2 separate regions of the Homo sapiens genome follow, and region 2 is linked to region 1. Evidence: chromatin loops called from intact Hi-C (ENCODE). Cell type or tissue: mammary epithelial cell. All regions are shown on one strand. Links, peaks and the distances in the headings refer to the core of each region. The heading gives the core; the rest is flanking DNA.

The links. Peaks named below come from ENCODE experiments on the same cell type or tissue, not always from the same donor. Only the 100,000 strongest peaks of a DNase experiment are listed, where the experiment ranks them.
Region 2: a loop joins it to region 1, with 3 times the contacts of the local background. A loop is called at or near these places in 10 of 110 quality-filtered maps.

What each region holds. Positions count from the first base shown.
Region 1 is chr22:25,159,851-25,169,835 of GRCh38, forward strand. The region is part of intron 6 of KIAA1671; the gene reads left to right. Among named protein-coding and RNA genes, the nearest start is that of CRYBB3, 35 kb to the right of the region's middle. RefSeq lists a silencer at 9,292-9,586. In mammary epithelial cell, for the core only: no CTCF peak of the experiment used is centred there; a DNase peak (open chromatin) is centred at 5,231.
Region 2 is chr22:24,933,542-24,943,526 of GRCh38, forward strand. LHFPL7 (LHFPL tetraspan subfamily member 7) reads right to left here. Exons shown (of 4, transcript NM_001388199.1): 2 at 5,794-6,011; 3 at 4,608-4,746; 4 at 1,557-2,054. The coding sequence starts at 5,994. The coding sequence ends at 1,792. Among named protein-coding and RNA genes, the nearest start is that of LHFPL7, 8.2 kb to the right of the region's middle. RefSeq lists a silencer at 3,661-3,955. In mammary epithelial cell, for the core only: CTCF peaks have their summits at 3,780 (motif pointing right) and 5,405 (motif pointing right); no DNase peak of the experiment used is centred there; H3K27ac peaks cover 333 bases.

The sequences.
Region 1 (9,985 bases), core at 1,100-9,099:
AAAGTTTGTGGTTTAGATTGCTAATCAGTAAGGGCTGTTAGCATATCTGTGGAATGTTTATAAAAACTGGTTTTATTGAAGCCCCAAGGAGTGAACCCCATTATTTCATCATTAATTAGGTGGGTGCACCGCCAACACTGTGAACAATCTGAATACATGCTCATTTAAAGGGGAATGAGCCAAACCCTTTACACTGACAGTTCACGCAGAACGTTTTGTAAACACTGGACATTAGCCAGCAGTCAGAGGTTAGCCATCAAGCTGCAGAGAGCTGCTGAGACCTCCAGTCCCAGACCATTGATCACCAACAGAGTAAACTGAGGCACAGAGAAGGGCAGGGCCTTGCTTGAGGTCATCTAGGGAGTGGAGCCGGAGCTGAGGATGGCACCTGTGCTCATGACAACGGGTCAGGAGGTACAGCTCAGCCACATGCACACAGGTGCACACGGGTGTGCCCCTGTGGGTGGAGCCACAGAGCCGCAGCCCAGGTGGGCCCATCCAGCCCCCTCATTCAGAGGCTTGGGCACCCCTCCACCTCCCTGTTACTCTTGCCCTGTGTCTCTCTGCGCCCGTCTCCGTGCTTCTCAGTCTTGGGCTTGCTCTTTCGGTTCGGTCTTGCTCCCATCTCTGTCCTTGCTGCTTCTCTATCTGCCTCTGACTGCCTGTCTCTGTCTCCCTCTCCTCTTCTGCTCTCCCTCCTCCACACCAGGCTTGCACCAACCCCAGAGATGACCGCAAGGCCTTCCTGCCCCACTGAGTAGTGTCCACAGCATGTCCTGAGTAGCCTGCAGCCAGGAGATCAGCCCAGACCCTGGACCATCCCCCTGCCTCAGCCACCACATCCAGCCACACCTGACTACACCTGGCCACACCTGGCCCAGCCAGGCCACACCTACATTGTTGTCCTTGGAGCCCACTGAGGGGGAGTCAGTGGCTGCTGTCCCACAACTTTCCCTAAGAAGTGCCATTCCTCCCCTGACATAGAGCTGGGGATGGGGCAAGACTTGGCTTGTGCTGTAACCAGAGGTGACACAGTGGTCTGCCCGGAAGCCCATCATACATCCTGACTTCTCTCTCAGCTGGGACCCAAGTCCATGGGAGGGGATGTTGTGCAGGTTTTTGCTGGCAGCTTTGAGAGAGGGTCCTGAGGGGTCTGCCCAGCCTCATATCCCATCTAGTTCCTTCTAGTCTGACCCCCTTCCTTCCCCTTCCCTTCCCTCCTCACCTCTCCCTTCTTCTCCCATCCCTTTCTTCTGTTTCTCCCTTCCTAACTTTCCTTCTCCTTCTTTCTTCCCTCCTTCCCTCCTTCCTATTTACTGAGCACTTACTATGTGCCAGGTACTGTAACTAAGCACTGAGAATTGTGACAAAAAACAGCGACCCCCTTGGAGACTGCATGTGCTGGGAGGGACACACATTCAACGAGTCATACAAATAGTTTCAGTACCACCAACTGAGGCCAGGGCTCTGATGGGGAGGATGCCCACGTAGACCACTGGGGATCAGGAAAGCCCCTAAGAGGAGCTGACATCAGTGTGCCATCTGAAGGATGAGTGGGCCTGGGCCCGTGGAGGCAGCATCCTAGGCAGAGCCAACAGCTCAGACAGGGGCCTGTGGCACGATGGTGCCTTGTGTGTGTGAGGATCGCGTGGCCAAATCAGAACAGATGAGGAAAGAGGGTGAGATAAGGGCACCAGGAGTGAGTGCCGGTCAAGTGGGACCCACAGGGCCCAGTGAGGACCCCGGCTTTATCTTCAGAGTGCTGGAAGGGAGCTGCTGGAGGGATGGGAGCACGTGTGCCGAGGCCTTGCTGGACCTTCTGAAAAGACGGTCCTGACAGCTGGGCGTGCAGGGTGGATGTGGGACAGACTGGGGGACTTGGCCAATCCTTGGTCTCCAGCCCCTCCCCTTCTCCTTTTCCTGGGCCCAACTGAGACCACACCTGTGGATGCACTTCGGGATGGCCTGTGGTGACCAGAGCACTGGCCAGGGAGTCAGGACACTGGGTTTCAGGCCTGGCTGGGCATGCCTCCCACTGCTTGGTCCTTAGTTTTCCCCTCTATAAAATGGTTATTGAGGACCCAGGAAAGCTCTCAGTGTCAAGCCAGAGCCAGGAGAATGTGCTGTCTTTGGATGTCTTTGGGTGCCAGGCAAACTCAGGTTCAAATCCCAGCTCCACCCCTTCCAAACCATGTGACCTTGGGCATGCCAGATCGACTCCCTGGGCCTCAGTCTCCTCCTCTGTGAAATGGGTTCCTCATGGTTCCTACTTTATAGGCTTCTTGGGAGCTTTCCATGGCATAATGATTGGCACATTGTCAGCGCTCAGGAGTGTCAGCCCCTGCCATTATTGTTACTCTTATTGCTTGGCCATGGTACTGGTCTGGCCTGGACACAGGATGAGAAGCTGCCTGGGCCCACAGGGGCACTGGGACAGAGCGTGTGTCCCCCACGCTGGCCTGGGCCCCATGACCACAGTGCTCCCTGCACAGCTGGGGGTATAGAATTGCAGAGGGGATTGGGACACACTTCTGGAATCTCTCAGAACTGCTCTGTCAGCTGTGTGCCACCGAGCACTGCCCTGACTCAGGGTTCTTTCTTAGGCGGATGTGTCAAACACCCCAAAATACATGCAGGTGTAATATTTTCTCTTTTTCCCATCCCCTGTGTAACTATGTCACCTTTTCTATTTAAGAAACTCATGGTTACTCACTGCAAAAATATTATTCTCAGAAACATATTTCTCCAACAAATGTTTATTCCACAACTACTAGAGGTGAGGTGTTGTTCTAAGTGCTGGGGTACTGTGATGAATGAAAGAGCCTCTATAGATCAGAGATCAGCAAACTACTGCCTGAAAGCAAAATCTAGCCGGCTACTTCTTTTGTAAATAAAGTTTTATTGGGACACAGCCATGCACACTCATTTAGCTATGAGTCTTGTGCTGCCTTTGCATTAACAACAGCAGAATTGAGTAACTGGAACAGAGACCATCATGACCCACAAAGCCCAAAATATTTACTATCTAGCCCTTTATAGAAAAAGTTTGCTAAACTCTGGTGTAGATTGACTAAGAGCCTGTTTCTGATTGGTACTTAACTTATGATGTGTACATATACTCCCATTTATGTGTTTGTTTTCACAAAACTGGTGTCACAACACACATTGTTTTGTTACCTTAAAAAAATTTTTTTTGGCCTGGCATGGTGGCTCAGGCCTATAATCCCAGCACTTTGGGAGGCAGAGGCAGGTAGATCGCTTGAGCCCAGGAATTCAAGACCAGCCTGGGCAACACGGTGAAACCTTGTCTCTACAAAAAATACAAAAATTAGCCAGGCATGGTGGCACATGCCTGTAGTCCCAGCTACTCAGGAGGCTAAGATGGGAGGATCACTTAAGCCTGAGGAGTCGAGGCTGCAGTGAGCCGTTGACAGTGTCACTGCACTCCAGCCTGGGTGATAGAGTGAGACATTGCCTCAAATTTTTTTTTTTTTTTTTTTTTTTTTTTTTTTTTACATTTTCTAGTTTATGGCAGACATCTTTCTGTGACAGTAAATATTACTTCTGGACATTATTTTCCTTGGCTGTATTTTTTTTTTTTTTTTTTTTGAGATGGAGTCTCACACTGTCACCCAGGCTGGAGTGCAGTGGTGCGATCTCTGCTCATTGCAACCTCCGCTACCCGGGTTCAAGTGATTCTCTTACCTCAGCCTCCAAAGTAGCTGGGACTACAGGTGCACGCCACCACGCCCAGCTAATTTTTATATTTTTAGTAGAGATGGGGTTTCACAATGTTGGCTGGGATGGTCTCGATCTCTTGACCTTGTGATGCCCACCTCGGCCTCCCAAAGTGCTGGGATTACAGGCATGAGCCACCACGCCCGGCCATTCCTTGGCTGTATTTATCCATTGCATGGATATTGTATTTCACCGTCTCCTGCCTTATTGAACATTTAGGTTGTCTCTCGTATTTTGCAATAATAACTAATCCTGCAGGGCGGTGTCCATGTTCATAGATCTTGGCAGGTATCTCTGATGGTTTCCTTGAGATAAATTTCTGGAGCAAAAGTTACTGAATTAAGGCTATGCAGATTTTAAATTTGGGGACATATATTATGGGTTGTTTTAATATAGCCTTTAGGGGGTACATGTTACCCTGTCTCCCCAAAGCTGTCCACTGAGGCACTTGTCTTTGCCTGCAAGACAAGGGCCCAGAGTTCTCACCTTCCAGTGGCTTTGGGGCTTGGCAAGCCAGTCCAGGCAAGTGGTTTTTAAACCTGCCAAGTCTTGAGGTTTTTCAGAGCATTGTAACCTACATCTCTTTCTGAGAGCCTCCTGATGCATCATAGAAAAGGTGGGGCAGGTAGAATGTTGGTGGCAGGAAGGAGCACTGGGAAAGGAGCCCAGAGCCTGGGTTCCAGTCTCCCCAGCTCCGCTTCCCACTCACCAGGAGAACTAAGAGCCCCATAGCTGTTCCTGCTTCTGGGCTTCCATTTTCTCATCTGAAAAGGAAGGGCCGACTGAATGGACTCAGGGGGTCCGTCCAGGTGTACATTACAGTATTCAGTCAACCTCATTTGACATACGACCAAACCAAGGTAGAGATTGGAGACTTGGATAAATGGAGACCAATTCAGGCAGAGCTCTCTGCCTGCCTTTTAATTCATCATGTGTATTTTCAGAGTATCTTGTATATTATCCACCTGCCTGCAGTCACTAAGGTGTTTTTTACAGCAGCCTGTGAAGCAAAAGAGTTGGAAGAATATCCTGCCTTAAAGCTAATAAAACAACCTGACTTGTAGAAAGTGAGTTGCAGGGGCCCGGTATGGTGGCTCATGCCTGTAATCCCAGCACTTTGGGAGGCCAAGGCAGGCGGATCATGAGGTCAGGAGTTCAAGACCAGCCTGGGCAACATGGTGAAACCCCCTCTCTACTAAAAATACAAAAATTAGCTGGGCCTGGTGGCACGCACCTGTAGTCCCAGCTATTCGGGAGGCTGAGGCAGGAGAATCACTTGAATCCAGGAGGTGGAGCTTGCAGTGAGCCGAGATTGTCCTATTACACTCCAGCCTGGGCAACAGAGTGAGACTGTCTCGGGAAAAAAAAAAAAAGAGAGAGAGTTGCAGGCGTGTGTGTGTGTGTGTGTGTGTGTGTGTGTGTGTGTGTGTGTGTCTGTGGTTGATTTTGAGGCCTCGTAGCTCTGGGGCTAAGCTCAAGTGTTGATTTGAAGTCCCGCCAAGTTCTGGTAGAATGATGAGGCATGAATAACTTGTAATGCACAAGGTTACCAGGATACTAACTAGAGAAAGTGCTGATTAACAGCTTGCTTTCTTAAACTGCATTTACAAGATGAATTCCCTTAGGTAACCCTAGCCCCTGCATGACTCCAAATTTGACAGTCTGTGTTAAAGAGCAGAGAATGCAGTTATATTCACCATAACCTGCTTTGATTGAACATTGAGACACAGAGAAGTAGCTCGTCCAAGGTCACATAGCTACTATGTGGTGGTCTCTGGATTCAAGTCCAGGTGTTCTGGCTCTGGAAGCAGTGTTTGTTCAGGGAAGACTGCTGAGAAACTGGTAAATGATAATTATTATACTGTGGAAAGTTCTACAGCAGTGCTGTACACTACAGCTTTCTACAGTGATAGAAATGTATTCTCCATGCTGTTCAGCATGGTGGGTGGCTGTGGAGCTCTTGAAATATGGCTAGTGCCACAGGGGAACTGAATTCTTAGTATTAGTTAATGTCAATTTAAATTAAATTCAAATAGTCATAAGTGGCTAGTGGCTACTGTATCAGATGGCACAGATGTAGAGACCTGAGGTCTAGGGGACAATGGGAGCCTGGGGCCTCCTGAGCCAGCCCTCAGGGTAGGACGGTGGGAAAGTTCTGGGAAGGCTTCCTGGCCATCAAAGTTGAAATCTGAATGGTAACTTGGAGGTGGTGGCTGCTCCACCAGGCCTGGAGGTGAGAGGGAGGAATGTGAGGGGAGGGAAATGGGGCTGGAGGAGCCAGTGGGAGGGACTGGGGGGTGAGAGGAGGGGTATGGGAGGAGGGAAGCAACACTGAAGGAGCTGCTGAGCCCACCAGGCCCCGCACCCATGCAGGTCCCGCAGGCCGTAACCCTTTCCCTAACCCCAGCCCTTACCCGGAGGGACGTGGGGGGCTGTGGAAGGGCTTTGAGCAGGGACCTATTCAGTTTTGGAAAGTAGAATGAGAAGCACATACAGGGCGAAGGATGCCAGGGGAGGTCCCTCGGAAGCTGCCGCCGTGGGTGAACAGATAGCTGGTCATAGCTGGAAGGAATGTTGTTCGAGAAAGAGACTTTGAAGGACTGAGGATCGATGCAGTATGGCAGTGAAGGAGAGAGAGGAGGGAGCAGCGCTGGCCTCAGGACCCTCAGTCTGGCATTAGGCGGTGGAGGGAGAAAACCCATCCATCCCTGACTCTTGGAGAGTTCAGATCCCTGAACCTGAATCCCAAACCTCTGTGGGGGAGGGCACACAGATGGTTGTATAAAGGGAAGCCACCATGTTTTGGTTGGACACCATTTATCCCCAGGGCCATCCGCAAGAGGTCTGGAAACTGCCCCCCTGCCGCCTGCCCTGGTTTCACCCTCAGCAATGGACTTGACCTTTTGGTTTCTAGGGGGCCCCTGCAAATTCCTTCTTCCATCACTCAGCCCTGAGGGGGATCCCCCTCTCTCAGGGATTTTAAGAACCTTTTGCCAAGGCTCCATTCCCCTGCCTGACTCCAAAGAGGGCCTGAAAATTGCTGTCATCATGACGGTTCCCATCTCCTGGGTACCCATTTATGTGCCAGGCAGTGAGCTTAACACTTTCTGAAGATTATCTGTTGATACCTCAAAACAGTCCTTGTTTTTCCAGTGTGAAAACTGAGGCTTGGATGGGTGGGGTCACTTAGCCAGGCCACACAGCTGGGCAGAGCAGAGACAGCAAGCCCTGCCCTGCGTCCCCACCCTCGCTATAAGCTGTCACTCCTCTGCCTCCCGCTGAGCTTAGCATACACAGGCACAAGCCCAGCATCCACCTTGCAGCCTCGGGACAACAAGCTGCTTGGGACAACGATGTCTTGTCCTCCACCAGAAACAACCCCTAAGTCCCCAGCATCTGGCCTCTGAATCTGACCTCTGAAGGGCATTAAGTTAGGGAATGGCCAGTTCCATCACATCTTTGAAAACAGTAAGGAGCTGGGAGCGGGCTCAGATGACCACTTCTAGCCCTGCGTCCCAGGGAGAATTCTGTCGATGGTGCTGTGCCTCTGAGTATATCAGGTGACCTTGCCTTGCAAGGCAAAAACATAACACTCCCCAGCAGGGCCTGAGTGCATCCCTACAGCGTGCTAACAGCTATCCCTATGTGCTGCCCGTAGGCTTGGAAGTTAGGCAGCCTCTTCCAAAGCTGGCTTGCTCATCTGGATCCCAAAGCCCTTTGACCTGGTGACTCTATACCTAGTAATTTCTCTTACGGGAATAATTGCAGAGATGTGTTGATTTAGCCTCAGGGGTGTTCGTCATATTATTGATTATAGTGGTGAAGAAAATCCTCAGCAACCAAAAGTCCCAGCACTTGGGGACTGGTTAATTGGAAGATGCTGCATCCGAAAAGTGAAATATTCTTCAGCCAGTAAAATGGTGATGTAGGTGAATTGATCCTGAGAAAATTCCGGGCAGGACTATGAGAGAATACTGTCTTTGGGTGATAAGTTCTTTTAAAATGTATTCTTTGTGATTTTCCGTTACTCCTAAATGTTTTACAGTGAGTAAGGTGTTATGTTGTAACTAGAGACAGAAAAGCTTCTACAGACAGTAGAATTAAGAGTGGACAGCAGCTCTTATTTGGGTCTATGAGTGTAGCCATTTAGCAGGGGTGACTGAGGGATTTATTCTGAATTCCCGTCCTTGTATACACCTCATTCACAGTATTCCCACGAACATCATGGGGTACATGAGTATCTCTAAAAGGCAAGAGAAAGAGAATGGAAAGGAGGTGACCATTTATGGGATGTTTCCTGAGTGCTGGGCCCTGTTCTAGGAGCTGTCAAGTTTGCGCCTGTGCCCTGGGGGTGACCATTATTTTCTCACTGAATTCTTGTAACTTCTCTGCAATTCAGAGAGGGAAGCCAGAGCCCTGAGGCCACACAGCAGGCTTTTCCCCAGGTGCCCACTCATTCTGCAGGACCACATGGACCACAAGTGCTGTCTCGGCTCAGTGTGGTTCCAGAGAACCTGAGAAGAGGCTGGCTCCCCTGCCTGGGAAGAAGATAAACTGCTGAGGAACAATCAGCCCACCTCCGTTAACTAAGCACCTACTGCGTGCCAGGCAGGCTCCAAGAGGGGAACAGAAACATTGGAGCATCCCAGTCTTAAAGGGCACATCTGATGAGTTGCAGAATCCTAGAGCCTGCGTCTGTGCCGTGACCTCCCACGCCCAGTTCCCCGGTGCCTAGCATGTAGTAGGAGCTCAGTAAATATCTGTTGTGTAATATAAATTATGTGTCACGTTCTGCCTGGTACAATTGATAAGTCATCCAGGGTATACAGTGGTGGCTCACGCCTGGAATCCCAGCACTGCGGGAGGCCGAGGTGGGCGGATCACCTGAGGCCAGGAGTTCGTGACCAGCCTGGGCAATGTGGTGAAACCCTGTCTCCACTAAAAATACAAACAAATTAGCCAGGCATGGTGGTGTGTGCCTGTAATCCCAGCTACTAAGGAGGCTGAGGCAAGAAAATCACTTGAACCTGGGAGGCGGAGGTTGCGGTGAGCCAAGATTGCACCACTGCACTCCAGCCTGGGAGACAGGGTGGGACTCCATCTAGGGAAAAAAAAAAAAGTTTAGGGAGGAGATATCACCATGGGTTGCAATAGCTTTGTTTAAGAAGGATGGATAGGGAGGTGGAATGATACAAACAAGGCTGCAGAGGCCAGGAGTGTGTGAGGCTTGTGTGGGTATGGTATGTAGTAAGCCAAAGAGTGTGGGATAGAGAGTTTGTTTGGAGCAAGGGTAGGGGATGGGATCAGACAGGAAATGTGGGGGCTCACTTTCAAGGGGCCTTGGATTTCTACGTGAGGACAATAGGGAACCCCGGAAGGTTTTTGAGCAGGAGATGATATGAAGCATATTCCAGCAGAATGTGCCTCCTGATCTCAAATGGAACAGAACGTAAGGAGTAAAGATGAGCCCCGTTTGTCTTTCTGGGCCAGTCTTATGCCCTAACCCCCATCTCCAAATTCCTCATCAAAAGACAGTGACTGGGGCTGGGCGTGGTGCCTCACCATGCAATGTAATTGCAATGCTTTGAGAGGCTGAGGCAGGAGGATTTCTTGAGCCCAGGAGATTAAGACCAGCCTGGGCAACATGACGAGACCCCATCTCTACAAAAAAATTTTTTTAAATAGCTGGGTGTGGTAGTGTATACCTATACTCCCAGCTACTTGGGAGTCTCAGGCAGGAGGATTACTTGAGCCCCAGAGGCCAAGGCTGGAGTGAGCTGTGATTGCACCACTGTACTCCAGCCTAGGTGACAGAGTAAGACCTTGTCTCAAAAAAAAAAAAAAAAAAAAAGGTGACTGAGAGCGTCATTCAAAGCTTCAAAGCTCAGGCAGCCAAGGCCGTCTGAGTCATCAGTGTGCCAACGGCCCATCCAAGGATTGGACTTTTGGTTTTGTCTTGAGGGCACCAGCTTCTCCCCACTCAACAAAGCACAAGCCTAAGTGGCAGCCACTTCAGTGGCCACATCACAGGGAATGGGCTTTTAATTTGCGAAGCAGACAAATGAGGGAAGACAGCAGTTCAGTCATTTAATGGGGATTTATGGCCTTTCCACCGTGTGCCAGGCTTGGCCCTGTGGTCAGTTCTGTGCTAATCAGCACCCTTGCTCCCTGCGTGCCCTCTCTGAGTGCCCAGGCCGAGGGCCGAGACCAGCAACAGACCGGGTTGCAACAGCCCAAGGGATTGATG
Region 2 (9,985 bases), core at 1,351-9,350, 230 kb before region 1:
TATGTCTACATGTAAGTGTGCACTCATCTGAAGATGTAAGTGGACCGGGCGCGGTGGCTCATGCCTGTAATCCCAGCACTTTGGGAGCCTGTGATGAGTGGATCGCCTGAGGTCAGGGGCTCGAGACCAGCCTGGCCAACACGGTGAAACCCCACCCCTACTAAAAATACAAAAAAATTAGCTGGGTGTGGTGGCACATGCCTGTAATCTCAGCTAATCGGGAGGTTGAGGCAGGAGAATCGCTTGAACCCGGGAGGCGGAGGTTGCAGTCAGCTGAGATCACGCCATTGGACTCCAGCCTGGGCAACAAGAGCAAAACTCCATCTCAAAATTAATTAATTAATTAATTAACTTCTTTTAATCTATAACTAAGGTCTGAGTCTTGAAGACCTTCCTCTGGAGCCTCAGTAAATTTACTAATCTAAATGGGTCCAAGTAATGAGATGATTACCCTTATCTTGTCTCCTGCTAAATCACGGGGATTTGGGGGGTTCCTTCAGACCTCTAATAAAGTTGTTTGTGGAGGCCTGGGGAGTTTCTTCAGAACCCCAGTAAAACTTGTTTAATCCTAAAATGGGTAGTGTTAAGAATTCCTTCGTTATTTTGTCATGCTTTGAGGCCCAGGAAAGGCCTAGGCAAAACTCTTGGTGGGCTTTTGTTACATTCCAGCCTTTGTATAAGGTCACTGGCTTTTAACATTAAACTTAAGCACTCGGTCAGTGCTGAAACAGTTGTCATGGAGGCCTGCATTTGGTGAGTCCTGGCGTGCCACAGGAATAGGACTGCTGTGGGCTTAGAAGTTTACTGTGGCTAGAAGGAGAGGCACAGGGGTTGGGTGGGTGACAAGAGCCTGAAGAGAGAGGTTGGAAATGGATTCTAAAGGGTCCCAGGTAACAGTGTAGTTTCCACATCAACGGGATTATTTTCATAAGGGGTGAGAAAGGTCCTTAACTCCTTCTCCCCACCCCAAAATTGGCTCTTTTTTTTTTTTTTTGTCTTTTTTGAGACAGAGTCTCCCTGTGTCTCCCAGGTGGGAGTGCAGCGGTGTGATCTCAGCTCACTGCAACCTCCGCCTCCCGTGTTCAAGCAATTCTCCTGCCTCAGCCTCCTGAGTAGCTGGGACTACAGGCATGCACCACCACGCCCAGCTAATTTTTGTATTTTTAGTAGAGATGGGGTTTCACCATATTGGCCAGAGTGGTCTCGAACTCCCGACCTTATGATCCACCCGTCTCAGCCTCCCAAAGTGCTGGGATTACAAGTGTGAGCCACCGCTCCCAGCCTATTGGCTCAAAATCTTATACATAATAGGCAGTCACTAAATATTTGATGAGAAAATAAATAATTTTCAAATTATCTAAAACAAGGAAGAATTATAAAAAGAGAAGGGAGAGAGAATATGCGCATGCCAATTAAACAATTTAGTTTTTGAGTGACAACCATGAACTCAGAATTAGCCTGGGCAGTTTTCTTAAAGATGTTGACTTCTCAGCACAGTCCTTGAGGTAAGGATTGTAATAATAGTAGCCAATATTTATTGAACGCTATGTGCCAGACATGGTGCAAAGTGCTTTATTTACACAGAGCATCTCCAGTGAATTCTCAGAACAACCTTATGAGGTAGGTATGATTTCAACTTTCATTTTCCAGAAGAAAAAACTGTTCCAGAGAGGTAAAGTGGCTTGCCTGAAGTCACACAGCAAGAAGGAGCAGAGATGGGATTTGAAGTTGGCTACATGATGATTTCATAAAACTCTGGAGTGTGCCCTTTGTGCTACTCCCAGGAGATTTTTATTTGTTCATTTCTGGCACAAAGATGATTCTCTCGGTGGCACTGGAGAAGATGATGGTCCTCCCTTGGACCTTGGTTGTGTGGGGCCAGCTGATGATGGGCAGGAGGCTGGCCAGGACTGCATTGAGGATAGCAGTCATGTAACCCCAACCCAGCCGGCACTTCCCACCATAATACATGGAGGAGGCTTCGCACACTTCCTTGATGAATGGGGAGGCAAGGCCGATTGGGAAAATCAGCAGACCCACAATCATGGCAGTAGCTGGAGATAGCAGGAAGGAAAGACAATGTGTTGGCCAAGGGGTACCTCACTAACTTTCCATCCCACGACTCATCCACCCTTTATCCACCCATCCATCTATCCACCCACTCATTCATTCATTTGCTTATTTATTGGCTCATCTCTCCTTTTGTCTACCCACTCATTCAACTACGCTTCCAACTATCTGTCCCTTCACTAACCCATCCATTCAAACATACTCTTACCCACTTATTTTCTCTATCCTATCTACATATCCATTCACACATCCATCCTTCTGTCCATCTTCCTACTTAACCACCTGCCTGCCACCCATCCATCTGCTCACCCATCATCCACCCTCATCTTCCATTCATCCATCCAGTATACCCATTTTCCTCATCCATCCACTAAAATATCCACCCATTCATTCATTGTTCATCCATCCACTTAACAACCCACTCATTTTTGCAATTCCCTAACCCACCCATCCATCCATTCACTTATTTATTGGCTCATGTCTCCTTTTATCCACCTACTCACTCACTCAACTACACTTCCACCCTTCTGTCCATCTGCTCATCCATCCACTCAGCCATGTTCATCTCCACTTATTCTCTCCATCCCTCTGTCCACCTATTTATTCACTCATCCATTCATCTGTCCATCTGCCTACTTAGCCACTTGCCTCCCACCAATCCATCCATCCACCCATCTCTCATCCTACATCCATCCAACTATATTCCATTCTATCAATTTTTCCTATCCTTGCATCCATCCATTCATCCATCCACCAGTCCATCCATCCATCTATCCATTCATCCATCTACCAATGTATCCATCTATTCATCCAACAGTTCATTCATCCACTTATCAACACACTCATTCATCCATTCACTAGCTCACCCATGCAGTCACGTGTTCATTCATCAAAACTGTTAGAGGTGCTGCAGTGGGCATTAATGATACTAATGAAATGACTGGACACCTTCTTGCTTCCAAGGCACTCATAAAAGAAATCAGAAGATCCCCTGGCCTCCCTTGCTGCTCTCCAGCCACCCTTGTCTACTTTCAGTTCCCTGCACATGCCTTGCTCCCTTTTTTCCATGCCTTTATTCTTCAGGTTCCCATTACCAGAAATGCCCTTGTACTCTTGGCTAACTTCTACTCATCCTTCCAGACTTGGCTCAGGTGGGACCTCCTCCAAGAAGCTTGCCTTAACCCATGCATACACTGGGCCCATCCATGCACTGGGTCAGGTGTTTCCTGGAGTTTTTTCTAGCATCCTTTGCTCATCCCCACCATGTGAAATATCCACTGACTGATGCCCTCCAACCCCCGCCCCCCCCGCCGCCCAACAAACTAGACACTGCAAGCAAGCCTAGGACAAGGATCATGTCTCCATCAATTGACTCAGCAAATGTTTATTGGGCACCTATTATGTATGAAGCACTGTGCTAGGGGCTGGTGATAACCAGGCAGACAGACATGTCCTTCTCCTCATGGAGCTGATGTTCTTTGGAGAAAGAGGGACAATAATCAAGTAGGCAGATTAGATATTTCAGGTAAGTATGTGCTATGAAAAATATAAAGCAAAGTAAGAAGATGGAGAATCTAAGGAGAGGGAAGATCCCTTAGCTAGAAGTCATGGAAGACCTCATGGAGGCAGTGATATCTGAGCAGAGCCCGTAATGAAGTGAGTAGCAAGACCTGTGAAAATCTGGGGAAAGAGGAGTCCAGCAGAGGGAGCAAGCATGGTGTATATGAGCAACAGATTGCAAATCAGAATAGCCAGAGCACACTGAGCCTGGCAGAGGAAGGAAGAGATGAGGTTGGTGAGGGACTGGGGACTGGGTTAGGTGGAGCCTCATAGGCTACGGTAAGAAGTTCAGATTTTACTCTGAGTATGATGGGAAGTGATTGGAGGGTGGATAAGCCAGTCTGAGTGGCATGATCTGATGTCAGGTTAACAGGACTCGTTTGTCCAGTATGTGGCCAAATAGACACTAAGGGGGAGCAGTGACAGCAGTGAGACCTGTGAGGTGCTTATTGCTGTAATCCAGGCAAGAGATGGTGGAGCATTAATTGAATGAGGATTGCAATGAAGACCTGGCTAGTATATTCAAAAGCTATGTATAAATTACAGAAAAGTGACCCTTCTCAAGAGATGCAGTCTTGCAGGTTCACAGTTTAGCAAGTGAAGTATGGACTAGATTTCAGCATCTTCTCAGTTCTCAGCTGGGCATGCTTGCACAGTGCACAACATCCCCAACTGTGTATGGTGGCCCTGGTAAGGATGACATGAAGTGGATGGATGAGCGAGAAACAAAGGGGGACAGATTATTAGGACTGGGTCAGCTAAGAGCAGTAATGGGTGACACTAAGGATGCCATCTCTCCCTCCCCCTGATTTCTGGCTTGCCAAAGGACCAGGAATAGTCAACAATCCTAGGGTTTATCTCTGAGGTCTGACCCGAGAGGCCAGGCTCTGCTCACAGACTCATTCATTCATTCATTCATTCATTCATTCCATAAATATGTCTAGAGCACTGACTATGTGCCTGTGCATTGGATTTACCTGCCACTGCCTGCACCCCTGGCATTGGAACACTGCTTCTCCTTGGGCACAGCCCTTTGGGGGCCACAGCCCAAGACAGGAGGAAAATTGCATTGAAGGCCAACAGGAGCCAGCCTCCGAGGAGCATCACAGCTGAGACCTGCAGGGAAGAGACAGGAGGAAAATTGCATTGAAGGCCAACAGGAGCCAGCCTCCGAGGAGCATCACAGCTGAGACCTGCAAGGAAGAGACAGAAGGAAGGGTGTTGGCTGGGACAGGGGCAGGTGGATGCTCCCCTGCTCATTGACCAGCTTCTGAGTCCTCGCAGCATGTGGTTTGTGCTATTATGATCTCCATTTTACATAAAAAGAAACTGTCCAAGAAAATAAATTTTCCAATAAAAGTCCAAGAAACTGAAGTCATTTGCCTCAGAACACATGGGTAATTAAGTGGTAGAGCCAGAATGAAGATCCACATTGACTGACCAGCATATAGTACCTTTATTAAGCACTTGCTACATGCCAGGATCATCAGGAGAGGCACCTGGTAGCTGCTGTTACATCACCCTTATAACAATCAATTTTGAAGGCTGTATATTCTTCCTTAGAGGTGCTGGACTAGGAGTCCTTTCCCATTCTCCCCATTGTTGATTTTGGCAATGTGCATCATAGCTGGGACTTTAACACCTTAGCTTTCATTTTTAAACCTAGCAGTGTTTAGAGGGTGGCCAGGTAAGAGCGTGCAGGTTGTATACTGCACAACTCTCAGAGACACGTTGGGGGCCATCATAGATTTGCAAACTGATTACAGTGACTTTCCAGCAGATGGCAGTAGAGCATCCTAAAGAAGGGGCACCTTTTCCTAATTTGCACGAAGGTGCTACATTGGCCGGCAGCTGCCTTTGGAATCATCCTGCATGTTTGTTAAATTATCAGTAGCCGGACCCCACTCCACGCCTACAGAGACAGGGGCTCCGGGTGGAGCACAGAACTTGGCATCTTTGCAAAGTTGCACAGGTGTTTCTGAAGGGCTGTCAGGTTGAAGAACTTCTATGCTCAGTTCTAAGGAGAGTAATGGCAAATTCGAAGCCACTGGGACACTCAGGCAGTGAGGAAAGCCTCCTCGAATTCCGCTCAGCCAGCTTTCCTGCCTTAATGAGTTTAAACGAGCCCCTGAAGACCCAGTGACTTGGTGAGCCAGCTCTCACCTTCCAGGCAAAGTCAGGAATATCCTCCAGGGAACTGAAGGTCACGCAGCTCTGGTTCCAACTGTTGCCCTGAGGCCAGGAGCAGTAGGTGAGGATGCCAAAGGAGAAGGTCGGGGTCTGGAACCAGGCAGGGGAGATGAGGCTGAAGGCTGAGGTGCAGGTCAGAGAGAGCCCCAGAGCTACCCACACACTGCTCAACATTAGGCAGTATCGCTGACCTAGGGGTCAACAGGGAAGATTACTAATGGAGACTGCAGGGACAAGGAGAGAAAGGGGCTGGCCGAGGTGCTCCCTAGCCAGGGATCTGGTGTTATGATCAGACCCCAGATCATCAGCCCCCCTTGAGCCTGGAGATGCAAATGGGAGGTACTAATAACTGTGGTCTGGTAGTGGGGGTTACTTTGCCCTAGCAAATTCTAGAAGTACAACCCCCAAGTCCTAGAATAAATGTTAGCCCTGAAAGACCTTTGAACATTTGCCCCTCCACCTTCTTCATGGCACATCATCCTCACTGGTCCATGCAGGGCTCTTCTCATATTCCGTGCATACTTTCATTTGTTCATTTGTTCGTTCGTTCATTCATTTATCGCTTTTTTTTTTTTTTTTTTTTTGAGACAGATTATTGCTCTGTCGCCCAGGCTGGAGTGCAGTGGTGCGATCTCGGCTCACTGCAAGCTCCGCCTCCCGGGGTCACGCCATTCTCCTGCCTCAGCCTCCGGAGTAGCTGGGACTACAGGCGCCCGCCACCGCGCCCGGCTAATTTTTTGTATTTTTAGTAGAGACGGGTTCCACCGTGTTAGCCAGGATGATCTCGATCTCCTGACCTTGTGATCCGCCTGCCTCGGCCTCCCAAAGTGCTGGGATTACAGGCGTGAGCCACCGCGCACGGCCTATTTATCCATTCTTCCATGGAGCCTCCTCTGTTCTAAAGGGCTGCTTCTACCCAGTCGGGGCACCTTTTAAAAATTCACACACATAGCCGGGCGCGGTGGCTCACGCCTGTAATCCCAGCACTTTGGGAGGCCGAGGCGGGTGGATCACGAGGTCAGGAGATCGAGAACATCCTGGCTAACACGGTGAAACTCCGTCTCTACTAAAAATACAAAAAAAAATTAGCCGGGCGTGGGAGCGGGCGCCTGTAGTCCCAGCTACTTGGGAGGCTGAGGCAGGAGAATGGCGTGAACCCGGGAGGCGGAGCTTGCAGTGAGCCGAGATCGCACCACTGCACTCCAGCCTGGGCGACAGAGCGAGACTCCGTCTCAAAAAAAAAAAAATAATAATAATTCACACACATATGCCCGCCCTTCCTTCCTTCCTTCCTTCCTTCCTTCCTTCCTTCCCTCCTTCCTTCTCTCTCCCTCCCTCCTTCCCTCCTTCCCTTTCTTTCCTTCCTTCCTTGCTTCCTTCCTTCCTTCCCTCCCTCCCTCCCTCCTTCCTTCCTTCCCTCTCTCTCTCTTTCTTTCTTTCAGAGAAAAAAGGTTGGAGTGCAGTGCATGATCATAGCTCACTGCCACCTCAAACTCCTGGGTTCAAGCGATCCTCCCACCTGCTGAGTAGCTGGGACTACTGGGGCAGCTAATTTTTATTTATTTTTATTTTTTTGCAGAGACGTTCCATCACATGTGGCTAATTAGAAACCTTTTTTCTTTTCTGTGGAAACAAGGTCTCCCTATATTGGCCAGGCTGGCCTCAAGGAACACAGATGCTGTTTATAGCAGCCACTTTGTTTTTTTTTTATTTTAATTATTTAATGTATGTCATTTTGTGTGGAGTTAGGTTTGCAAAATTGGTGTGGTGCTGTATGCGTGCATTTCTCATTGCTGCAGATGGTATTATCTTTTTTTTTTTTTGAAACAGAGTCTTGCTGTGTGTCGGCCAGGCTGGAATGCAGTGGTGCCATGTCGGCTCATTGCAACCTCTGCCTCCCAGATTCAAACAGTTCCCCTGCCTCAGCCTCCCGAGTAGCTGGGACTACAGGCACATGCCACCACACCTGGCTAATTTTTGTATTTTTAGTAGAGATGGGGTTTCACCATGTTGGCCAGGCTAGCATTACGTATTGCATTCTGCGTCTTACTTTTGGACTGAAACACCATGGATGTCTTGGTTTGGGTTCCCTTGAAGCAGATCCCAAGGGCCTCATCTCCTAATATCATCACCTTGGGGGTTAGGGTTTCAACATATAAATTTTGGGTGGACACAAATATTCAGTCCATAGCAAGACTCTAGTGAGAATCTGTGAATGTGGTTTGATTTTGCGTATATTTGTTTTTTTTTTTTTTTTTGGCATGATACTGCTTTTCCAATGGAAATTCAAATTTTTTTGTTTGTTTGTTTGTTCATTTGTTTTGTTTTGAGACGGAGTCTTGCTCTGTCTCCAGGCTGGAGTACAGTGGCGCGATCTCAGCTCACGTAACCTCCGACTCCCTGGTTCAAGCGATTCTCCTGCCTCAGCCTGAGTAGCTGGGATTACAGGCACAAGCCATCACGCCCAGCTAATTTTTGTATTTTCAGTAGAGATGGGGTTTCACCATGTTGGCCAGGATGGTCTCCATCTCCTGACCTCGTGATCCGCACGCCTCGGACTCCTAAAGTGCTGGGATTACACGCGTGAGCCACTGCACCTGGCCGAAATTCAAATGTATTTTATTTATTTATTTATTTATTTATTTATTTATTGAGATGGAGTCTCACTCTGTCACCCAGGCTGGAGTGCAGTGGCACGATCTCCATTCACTGCAAGCTCTGCTTCCCGGGTTCATGCCGTTCTCCTGCCTCAGCCTCCCGAGTAGCTGGGACATAGGCGCCCGCCACCATGCCCGGCTAATTTTTTGTATTTTTAGTAGAGACGGGGTTTCACCCCGTTAGCCAGGATGGTCTCGATCTCCTGACCTTGTGATCCACCCGCCTCGGCCTCCCAAAGTGCTGGGATTACAGGTGTGAGCCACCGCGCCCGGCCTCAAATGTATTTTAATATAAAAGTAAGTCAATGTAGAGTCAAGTCTTACTTTAATAATAGTCATGGTTTCACGGCATGGCTGAGACTGGAAGGTGATTTGCTAACAAATAGCCAATCCTGCCATTGATGGCCAGAAAGGAAGCCCAGAAGGGTGAGCCTGCCCAAGGGCACTCAAGGTCAAAAGCAGCTGAGCTGCCAACCAGGCCAAGGGCACTTAGCCAGCTTTGCCAGGCACCTGCGGCACAACCTTGGGTTTCACTTTGGCCATCTAAGCCCAGCCACCCACTAAACATGGCAGGAATTCTGGGGTTAGAGGCCAACCAACCACTCCACCATATCCCTGGTGCGGGACCTGGGGCAAGTGGCTCTAGGCCCATTGCTCTAGGCCTCAGTTTCTCCATCTGTACAAGAAGATTATGAATCCCTTAGTCTGGACTAGGGGCAGACAGTGTTGGGATCAGTCAATGGGCAGGGTGATATGATGGAAAAAGGCAGAGAAGCCCAGATCCTCCCCTTCCCATCTATAGGAGTTTGGGGAGATGGCCTCACCTCTCTGGAAAATGGGAGTGAGGGTTGTTGTGAAGCTTCAAGGGGATAAAGTGTGTGTGTGTGTGTGTGTGTGTGTGTGTGTGTGTGTGTGTGTGTTGCTGGGGGAGGGGCAGAGATAAACCTGGGCAGGTATATCTGGGTCAAGTTGCACGGGCTTTTTACCCCGAGATGAGAAAAACCTCGTGGCTGCTCGCCAGCAAGTGGAATATCCTCCCTTGAGTGAGAGGGGACAGTATTTTTATGGGGTTTTTTTGGTGGTGGTGGTGGTGTTTTCCCTACACCAAAATCAGCCTCTCCTTTGGGTTGGCAAGATAGTGAGGGGTGTAATTCCAGCCAGGAAGCCTGGGAGAGCTGAATCCACCTAGGCCTATGATTGTGCCTCTCTCTGGCTGCGCCAGTGGCTGTCCAGGCGTTTCTCACCTTGAAAGGAGTTTTGTTCTCCAGATAATGCTCAATGTCACCTGGGAAAATCACGTCAACCGTCCAGGTGCCCAGAAACCTAAATGAGGCATTATAACCCGAAACCACATCCGGCCAGGCTGCAATTGGCTGGAATCCACCTAAGGAGAGCTTGAAAGGGACTGAATATTTTCTCCTCTGGCTCAGTGCTTAACTTTTAATAGCAGTCAACAATTTCTGGGCACTCACCAGGCTTCGGTCTAAGCACTTGCATAGGTAAGCACT